3 separate regions of the Homo sapiens genome follow, and all the other regions are linked to region 2. Evidence: chromatin contacts called from ENCODE Hi-C or POLR2A ChIA-PET data. All regions are on one chromosome and are shown on one strand. The core of a region is the stretch at or near the end of the contact, and the rest is flanking DNA. Distances in the headings are between cores, read along the strand shown. Region 1 overlaps LOC124903135 (a long non-coding RNA gene). Region 2 overlaps TNFRSF19 (TNF receptor superfamily member 19). Region 3 overlaps MIPEP (mitochondrial intermediate peptidase).

Region 1 (3,259 bases), core at 169-2,668, 150 kb before region 2:
CCAAAGTGCTGGGATTACAGGCGCGAGCCACCGCACCAGGTCAGGTGTACCATTTTTTATCTTTTATACCGTATTTTTACTATACCTTTTCTGTGTTTAGACATGTTTAGACGCACACATGCTTACCATTGTGTTACAACTGCCTACAGTATTTGGTAGGGTCACATGCTGTGCAGGTTTGTAGCCTAAGAGCAAGAGGCCATACCACACAGCCTAGGTGTGTAGTAAGCTCTACCAACTAGGTTTGTGTAAGTGCACACTATGATGTTTACACAACAATGAAATCGCCTAACGACACATTTCTCAGCCTGCATCCCTGTCGTTAAGCAACACATGATTGTGCAAAGGAGATTTGGGTGCATGTCTCTCACCCAAAGTACGGGCCAGTTTCTTTGAAGGTAGGAGCGCTATCTTCATTTTTGTGTCTCCTCTAATGTCTTTCAAGTACAGACCCTTTACAATGTAACTATTCAACAAGTGTTGAGTGAAGTGAAACAGAATGGGATAGAGTGGTAGCAATGCATGAAAGAGACTGGAGACTAAGGATGGAAGGGGGATTGCCGGCAACAATCAAAAGAAACTCACAAAAATAGAGTCAGAGAATCAACAAATTTGTTCTAATCATGCATTGCATCGAATTAGAAAACAGGATGACTCTTCCTTAAGAAAAGTATTTGAATTCCATCATATTTACTCATAAACCACTACTCCCTCATGCAAGATAAGGTTTGTGTGTGGGAAAGGAAGAAAAGGAATATTCCAGTTCTGAACTCCAGGTGCACCACTTGCAGCTTTGATAGTTTCTCACTCCTCAGTCCACATTTCCTGCCATAGAGTATCAAAGAACAGTGGTAGAGATGGGTTGAATCTGAAATTGTTGTGGGCAAAGTCTTCAGTCTGTTTGACTCCCTATTAAATGAGTTCAGATTATTCATCCCTGCAGAGAAAAGGAAAAGCCAATTTCCTTCTGAGCAGCAAAATGAGCACAATAAAAATGTCTCAATGTGTTCTCTGGAAATCTCACCCAGAAAGCCACTTCACACTCTCAAGGTAGAACATGAAACTCCTAGATTGTTCCAGAAGTCTTGCTCAATCGGGAACATCTAAATGGTTCCTTGGCAATAAGCAAACAAACAAATGCATAAATGATGTTGCTTCAGCATTTTAAAATAAGAGTAGCCTAGACATGCTTTCCAAAAAAAGATTAGTCTGTATGTTAGAAATGAGTACTAGATAGCCTGTCTCTTAATCACTGAAAATAATATTCTCTTTCTCACTAACATAATCCAGAATAATCTTCTCATATTGTTATGACACTTTCAGAAAGAAACCACCTGTGTGTATCACCTGGCACAATTTAAAACTTGTTAACAAGGTGGTGACAAGGAATTGGATGCCAGGCAGGAGTGGTAGCTACATGTTCCCACCAAAGTCAGTTTTGATCTCCCTGTGCCTTGCTCACTAGCAGTTTAAGCGTGTGACTTTTCTTCAATGAGCAGCAAGATCACTGTTCTTTGCCAGCAGGTGGTGCAAAAATCTTTTTGCAGAAGTACTATTCACAGAAAAGCATAGGTCACCTCAGTGGGGACTCATGGAACACATGACCATCGCTTCTGGAAGAAGCAATGACTAGGCTCTTTATTTAATATCAATTTATGTTACTTCCAGAATGAACCACCTCTTCCCCATCCCAACCACCCTGCCACAATGGTTCCAACACACTGGGTTGTAAAGACTTGATTCGTGTTAGCCATTTTGACAATCCCAAATGTCCTATTTCGGAGCTCTCACCTCATTCCATCTGCTTCCCCTAGATGCCTGAAGTTGACTACAGCCCTGCAGTAGACCATTAGCCATTCCCCAGAGAGGCCAGCTATCTGTAACTTGACTCCATGAGCCCCACCCTCTTCCTCTCACTCTGTCTGGTAGGATTAAAGTGGGGGCTCTGGGTTTGCTGGCCTAAATCCCATTCTCCACCTTAGTCTCTGCATCCTAGAGATGGGATCCAGTGCAATCAAAAGTGGTCAAAAGCAATTCACTGTTGTTATTATTTAACAACAGAAATATTGGACTGTGAGACATATTGTAGAGAATAAACTAAAAATGTTAGCCACTTTGTAAATAAAAATGATCATAGAAATTCTGAACACTTTAAGATCCACTTGATTATCTCCTATATAATCTCAGTCAAACTTCTTAACTCTTCTGTGCCTCGATTTATGTCTTTATTTACTGGGCATAATCTATTTTTGCCACTTGACAAGAGAGAATGTGGGGAAGTCTAATACACTGTAAGCACCAGAGAAGAAAGAATCAACGATACCCATATTCAATCCTTAGTCTCTGTGCCAGGCAGTGTGCCAAGGACTTTCACAAACTTTGGTAAAACAGCTACAAAGGGGTAGTGCCAGGATTCAAATCCAGGTTTTCTGCCTCCCAATGCTTCTCCCACTTCCTATGCCAATTCATAAACCCTAAATCAATCCCAGGTCACAGGCTCCAGTATTCAGATTCTAGAGAACCCATAGGTTGAAGATGATCTTCAATGCCATGATCCTCCTTTGCTGCAGAGAACACCACTCTCACAGCCTGCTGACCAGGAAAGACCGTCCCCCCTCACCTGCCACCAATACATGCCCACAACTTGCTTTAAAATCACTCTGACTTTACAAATGAAAAAATGATCCTGGAAGGACTGGACATTCTGCTCCCCATCACAGAGACAGCTGACTGTGATCTTCTTCCCTTCAACTTAGAGCACCAGAGGTCTAAGTTCTCAGACTCCAGTAGGAGAACAGACAAATTGTCTCTCACTCGTCACCCTTCTATGATGGTCAAAGATGTCTTTGGGTAAACTGGATAGCCCTTAAGTGATCTCTTTGCCCTGGGACCACTTCCAGGATCTTCCCCTTCAGCTTCAAAGCCTACACTGAGTCTCTGTGGCCACCCCCACAGCTCCCTTCTCTTCTCTGCATCTGCAGTCCAGCCTAGCCCAACCCGCCCTCCGCCTTTCCTCTGTGCTCACCATTGAGGCTGTGCAGGAGCTACACTGGGAACCTGAACAGTCTTCCTGCCCCAGCCCCTCAGGTTCCTAGGCTCTGAGACTAACCCCCACCTTATTTAGTTACGGTTCGAACACTCCTTTGCATTTCTATCATTTACCTTTCACAGAGCAGGGAAGGCAGCTCAATTTCATCCCCAAAAGTTACTTTCTCCAACCTAATTCTCACCAAACACACAATCTATATGCTCTGTTAGT
Region 2 (2,905 bases), core at 200-2,699:
AACATTATGGTGGAATTTAATAACTTAATTGGTTAGAGTAAGAAATATTTTGTATTCCAGAAAAGTTAAAAACTTTCCAAGGCATGTGGACCTTCCTATTTCCACTTCTTCAGAAGTACTTTCGGAATCCTAATAAGATACGGGCAGAATTCCTGGCTGGCATTCAGTCTGCTTAGTGAACTAGAATGGGGCATTTAGTCAAGGCATGTGAGTGGAAAGAATCTTTCATCTCAGTATCATTGCCACAGGTTAGCAAAACAATACCTTTTCCTTTAGCGTAGATAAGTTCTTTTCTTAGGAATTATCAGCAATATCTCAATTAACAAAAACTTTATAGAGTGGAAGCCACTTTATATAGCTAGTATAAATCTGCCCCCCCCCCTTATTTTTGGTTTTGTTTTGTTTTTGTTTTTGTTTTTGTTTTTTGCTGCTCAAGTCATAAAGAATTATAAGAAAATAGTTTTTTTACTAGAAACTAAAAAGAATTAGTTTCTAGAGCTGTTCTAAAATCAAATGATATTCAGTTCAATCTCCTATTTATGTCTGCATTGCTATATGTGACAAAGCTAAAAATGATGAACTAAAAATGACGAACCCATTTCCTAGAAAAAAAGAATGTTTGCTCTGAGTGTTACCATAAACTCATACATATAAACAAGAATCAAGAAGGCAGTTTCCAGAGCCCTACTTCCCATGAGCACTCTCTGAGGGTGTTTGGATCAATAAGATGCCTGTTGTTATATAGGTGTCAAAAATCAAGAAGTAAAACTTGTATATTTTTCTTGTTCATCTTTAGATGTCACTGCCTGGGGAAATGTGTGGAGAAGGGGCATATTGGATGTACTTTTCCTTTAAAATTGATATTACTGTGGCAACTATATATCATTGACATTACAGTATTGTGCCCTATAGTATTAGATATGTGTTAACAAGACACGTTTAGAGAACATAAATCCTGAGTTACAAACCACCAAATTAAGAAGAAAATCTCCACTTTTGGGACATTTTAACCTATCTGTAAGTTAGAGACAGTTCCTTTTATATTAAGGAAAATAAGTTGACGAATGTATTATAGAAGGATTTTAAACAATAAGAACTTAAAGGACTCTAATTATGATACTACTTTAACCCAAAATCCCTATTCTTACCAGGATTTTTCTGAATATCCAGTTTTGTGTCAATTGATGAGCTTAATGGTTACAACAGTTGAGAACTTTGAAGTCCTCCACTCAAATCATGTATTAAGCTTCATTTTTACGACAGCTATTGCCAAAACCCCATATTGTGTAGGGCTGGGTTATTTGAGCAAAAATTTAAGCTAAGGAGACTCTTCTCCCTCTGAAGTGAACGCCTTCCTCACCAATGTAAATGACAGCTTCCCACAGCTTCACCATTTGGTCCAGATGGATAATGCTTTCATTTCCAAGTCACTTCCCCTTCTCTGTGGCTGCTATTTCAACTTGCGTGGGATGCAAGTTCCTCTCCAGTTATGCATTTTCAGTGTTTGCACAGCTGTGCTTGTGCTCATATGGCCTTTTGTGACTCTGTCCAGTGATAGAGGCTGTTTCAGATTAGATTTAATCTCTATCAGGTCAGGGTTGTAATTTTTTTTAGCTTGCTGTATAATGAACATTTAGTGTGTGCCGTTTGCTTATTATAGTGTTCTATAGAGTTAGAAGTGATGAAATATATTTTGTGAATATTAAACATGTTTACAAATAAATGTCCTTTAAAATGTATGATTGGATTATGAGCCTTATTCATCTAAGCCCAAAACATATGGTGTGTGTGCCTTCCCAGATGGCAATAAGAGACTTTTATATGTGTGGCCTAGAATCACTGAGACTGGAAATACCAAGACTCATGCTCCAAGATGATAGTTCCTGCTATCCTGTTTTTATGATTCAGTAATATTAACCCAAGTGTTTCTCTCTGGGGCTGTAGTCTCAGGTGTCATACGATCTTATTGGGAGTGAGGGGTGTGTAGCCAGGGAGAAGGAGAAAGGCACCAGATGACAAATTGGCTTGTGTTTAGGTGCCATCTTGTACAAATATAGACACAGACCTTCAATCTCTAGAGTTGCAGTGTCCATTATGATAGCCATTAGCCACATGTGGCTACTGAGCATTTGAAGTGTGGCTAGTCTGAATTCAGATGAGCTGTGTCTTTAAAACCACACCGGATTTTAAAATTTTAATACAAAATAGAGAACGCAAAATATGTCATAAATAATTTTTATATTGAATACATATTGAAATGCAATATTTAAGATATATTGGCTAAGTAAAATAGACTAAAGTTAATTTTACCTGTTTCTTCTTCTTCTTCTTCTTCTTTTTTTCTTGAGACAGAGTCTCGCTCTGTCGTCCAGGCTGGAGCGCAGTGGTGCGATCACAGCTCACTGCAGCTTCATAGGCTCAAGGGATCCTCTCAATTCAGCCTCCCAAAGTGCTGGGATTACAGGCATGAGCCACCGCACCTTGCCTCTCTTTTACGTTTTAAATGTGGTTCCTAGACAACCTGAAATGACATGTGAAGCACACATTATACCTCTACCTGGAGTAATCTTCAGTCGAGGGGAGGCTCCTGTGGTGAGCAGCACCTGCCGGGGAAGCAGAGTGAGGGCCCCTCAGCTCACTCAGGGCATCTGCTTGGGAAAGAGAAAATGTAACTGCCCCTCTGTGTAGATTCATGCCCCTTTTAAATCCATTTCTCTCATTATTTTGGGGTTAGTTAAGTAGGATATGCTGTTTAACTGCACTAGATATAGATCTCTGATTTAAATGAGTTTGTTTATCCTGGTACCCTCAGGATAGTTTTAAAATGGTAATTACTATCATCATCATTACAGTGGCTAATGATTCTACAGCACAGCCAGTCCCACACACTTTACATAACACATGA
Region 3 (3,339 bases), core at 1-2,500, 140 kb after region 2:
TGTGTACTTTATGTACATTATATCTCAATAAAAATGTAAAAACATTTCTCAGTAAATATTTATTGGGTACATACTACTAACTGTTCAGGGCCCTGGGAAAACAATAAACAAATCAGAAATGAGCCATGCTGTTCTTTGAGGTTCACTCCAGTTGGGAAGATAGAAATGAATCAAATGGCATCAATACATTATAAACTGAGATGACCCATCTTAAGGGAAGGACCCCAGCCCTGGGAGACTGTAACAGAGGCTGGCCAGGTCTGGAGAAATGATGGTTCAAGCAGAAGGCAAAGGGAGCAGAAAGAGAGCACTCCAGGCAGCAGAAACAAGTGCCAAGACTCCAGTGCCAAAGGAAGCAGGCTGTGTCCTGCTGGAGGAAGCTTGGGTGACCAGACCACGCAGGAACTTGCAAGTGGGCAAAGGACTCTGGCCTTTAGCTTAAGATCAATGGAAGCCATTGAGGGTTTTAAGGGAAGGGACGTCACACTCAAATCTGTATTTAGAAAAGACCTCACTAATGTTGTGTGGATTTGAGAGTTGTATAGCAGATACTTCCTAGGACGCTCATTAGGGGAAGACTGTGAGTCCAGTCTAGAGCTGCTCTATCCATGAGAAAAGGCAAGAAGAATATTAAGAGGAGGAAGTGACTGAGAACTGCAGATTTTATGTCTTTAAATTTATGTTGAACCGAGGTAATTCATCTTCAAATCAGTGTGATATAGTACCCCAGGCTGCCTCCAGAGAAAGGGACCTGAGGAGGAGGGAGACTGTATTGTAAAGCTTTTGACACCCTGTGATTTTTTAATCATGCATATGTATTACTTACTCAACATAAAATTAAAATTAAAAATTAACAACACTCAACTGGAGCCTTCCTCATATTGCTAACGCTGCCTTAACTCCCTGTTGGTGATAAGGCATAAAGGTAAAGAGGCATCACAATGGTCCCTGTGTCCGGCTCTCATTCCTTGTGAGTAAAAACGGGACTTACCTCAGAAAATTACCAGAGAAAACGCTTCCTGAAATAGAAACAGCCTAAATCTAAAAGACACATGTGCATCATTTAAGATACAAAAGTTTACCTGGTAAAGAAATAACTTCTACTAATAGCCTGGATTTTTAGTTCCTTATATCTAGCTTGTCAAATTGCAGGCCGAGAAGAAAAAAAGGGCAGCATTATTCATGAAAACCAAGACAAAAATGAAAGTTGGTGATTTGGCTCAAAGGACCATATTAAAAAAACAACCGGGTAGTCATAATTTCCTCATGTTTTAAATCACTGAAATCTAGAGTTGCAGCTGTCCCACAAACTGAAACCATATAAATTTTTAGAAAATGAGTCAATCATGAGATTAAAGTTTCAATTTATAACACTTCTGTGTTTTAGTTACAAAGTCATAAATAAACCTAGCATGACACAGAAAGTAAATATTTTTTCAGTTGTTTATGCAGGCAAAGAGGAAAGAAATTTAACATGCAATTAACCACTTAGGTGTTTCTAGATATGCACCATATGGTCTTTCTTCGTATTTAAGATAAAAACAAAAATAAATATTGTTTTCTTTAACCTGATGTTTGCTTAGCAACATCAAATATTCCAAGCTAGCTCAGCCCAGGCACTAACTTCACCTCATGGAAGAGACTTTCCATTTGCAGGAGAGCTGGGGCATAAGAATAGGAGGAAACTTCTTCCCCAGGGCGAAGAAAAAAAAAAAGAATAGGAGGAATAAGCATTTTTACCAAATAGTTTAAATTGAATACTCTGGAGAGAGAGCAGTAAATATTTAACCCGCCTGGGGCTCCAGTCCTATTGTTTAATAGACAATATATTTGTTTATACATTTAAAAACAGACCCTTATGCCATTCTTTCAACCAACATCTGAACAAGTGTGGGATAAAAATAGCCAAGGTCCAAAGCAACCCTAAGATTTCTGTATAAGGACTCCCCATATGATCACGGTTACTTACCTGTCTTAGTTTAAAAATAACTAATGGGAACAATCTGATTGACATTTTAATCTAGATGACAGAAATCACTTAATGGATAATTATTTTCTTATCTTCATGTCTTATCAACTATTCTAAAATTAACGCTTTTAAGGTAAAATCATTATATACTTGATGCTACATGAGGTCAATACGTGGTGCTACACTTTTATATTAACAACTGAAATAAAGTTGTAAAGTCACCCATGAACAGCTTTAAGATATACAGTTAAAATTAAAAACACAAAAACATTTGAGAAGCTGAGGTAGGAGGACCACTTGAGGCCAGGAGTTTAAGACTAGCCTGTGAAACATAGTGAAACCTCATCTCTACCAAAAAAAAAAAAAAAGCTGGGAGTGGGGTGTGGTGATGAGCGCCTGTAGTCCTAGCTACCTGGGAAACCGAGACAGGAGGGTCAGTTGAGCCTTGAGGTTAAGGCTGCAATGAGCCATAATCATGCCAATGCACTCCAGCCTAAGTGATGGAGCAAGACCCTGTCATACATATACACACACAATTGTTAATATGCTTGAGTGTTTAAATGTCACCTATCTTCATATATTATATATATATGTGTGTGTGTATATGTATATACATGTATGCTCTATATATCGAACAAAGAAGCTCTTAAAAATTGACTATCGGCAGGATGCAGTGAGTCACGCCTGTAATTCCAGCACTTTGGGAGGCCGAGGTGGGCGGATAACTTGAGGCCAGGAGTTCAAGACCAGCCTGGCCAATATGGCGAAACCACATCTCTACCAAAAATACAAAAATTATCAGGGCGGTGGTGCATGCCTGTAATCCCAGCTACTGGGGAGGCTGAGGCATGAGAATTGCTTGAACCGGGGAGGCAGAGGTTGCAGTAAGCTGGCATCGTTCCACTGCACTACAGCTTTGGCAACAGAGCGAGACTCCATCTCAAAAAAAAACCAAACAAACAAAAATTGACTATCAAGGGAATGAGAGAACAGGAAAGAAAAGAAACTCTAGTAGTAATAATATATTAAAGCATTAACACCAAAATTGTGCATAACAATGCCATTTTCTCATGGTAGGTTTTAAATTTTTCTTCTTTTTGGGACTACTAAAAAAAAAAAACAAAAAAACTCCACGTAGTAAATGTAACAGTACTCTCAAAATCTCTCTGCACTCTTCCATTATATTGATTTCATCTCCCTATTCTCATCTTTCCACATGGTTAAGAGGCATGTTTGAAAGTTAATCCGGATGAGCACACTATGTAAACAACAGGGTTCACCACTAGCTGCACTCCATCTCCAAGCTGGTACAGTGGTTACTTTCCTTTGCATACATAATCATGGTAACAGCAGTGTCAGCTTAAGAATCT

What was found. A loop is a pair of places that touch in the nucleus more often than their neighbours do. ChIA-PET counts read pairs that join two places held with the same protein, here RNA polymerase II (POLR2A). Pooled maps may share reads with other maps.
Region 1: a map of HepG2 shows a loop between it and region 2 (9-fold over the local background). The contact joins two enhancer-like sites. A Hi-C loop is called at or near these places in 1 of 168 maps with a recorded cell type or tissue (HepG2) and 2 of 50 pooled maps. POLR2A ChIA-PET finds 5 or more read pairs at or near these places in 2 of 52 experiments (Caco-2 and HEK293T).
Region 3: a pooled map shows a loop between it and region 2 (2.0-fold over the local background). The contact joins two enhancer-like sites. A Hi-C loop is called at or near these places in 2 of 50 pooled maps. POLR2A ChIA-PET finds 5 or more read pairs at or near these places in 3 of 52 experiments (CD8-positive, alpha-beta T cell, IMR-90 and Panc1).

What each region holds. Positions count from the first base shown.
Region 1 is chr13:23,509,658-23,512,916 of GRCh38, forward strand. All of the region lies in intron 1 of LOC124903135 (a long non-coding RNA gene), which reads left to right. Among named protein-coding and RNA genes, the nearest start is that of LINC00327, 42 kb to the left of the region's middle. Within about 2 kb of position 1,419, at least 3 of the 41 ENCODE cell types and tissues checked have a DNase peak (open chromatin) inside an H3K27ac peak, as active enhancers do.
Region 2 is chr13:23,655,367-23,658,271 of GRCh38, forward strand. All of the region lies in intron 5 of TNFRSF19 (TNF receptor superfamily member 19), which reads left to right. Among named protein-coding and RNA genes, the nearest start is that of TNFRSF19, 86 kb to the left of the region's middle. Within about 2 kb of position 1,450, at least 2 of the 41 ENCODE cell types and tissues checked have a DNase peak (open chromatin) inside an H3K27ac peak, as active enhancers do; they include IMR-90, where a contact is called at or near this core.
Region 3 is chr13:23,793,506-23,796,844 of GRCh38, forward strand. The region is part of intron 16 of MIPEP (mitochondrial intermediate peptidase); the gene reads right to left. Among named protein-coding and RNA genes, the nearest start is that of PCOTH, 94 kb to the right of the region's middle. Within about 2 kb of position 1,251, at least 5 of the 41 ENCODE cell types and tissues checked have a DNase peak (open chromatin) inside an H3K27ac peak, as active enhancers do; they include IMR-90, where a contact is called at or near this core.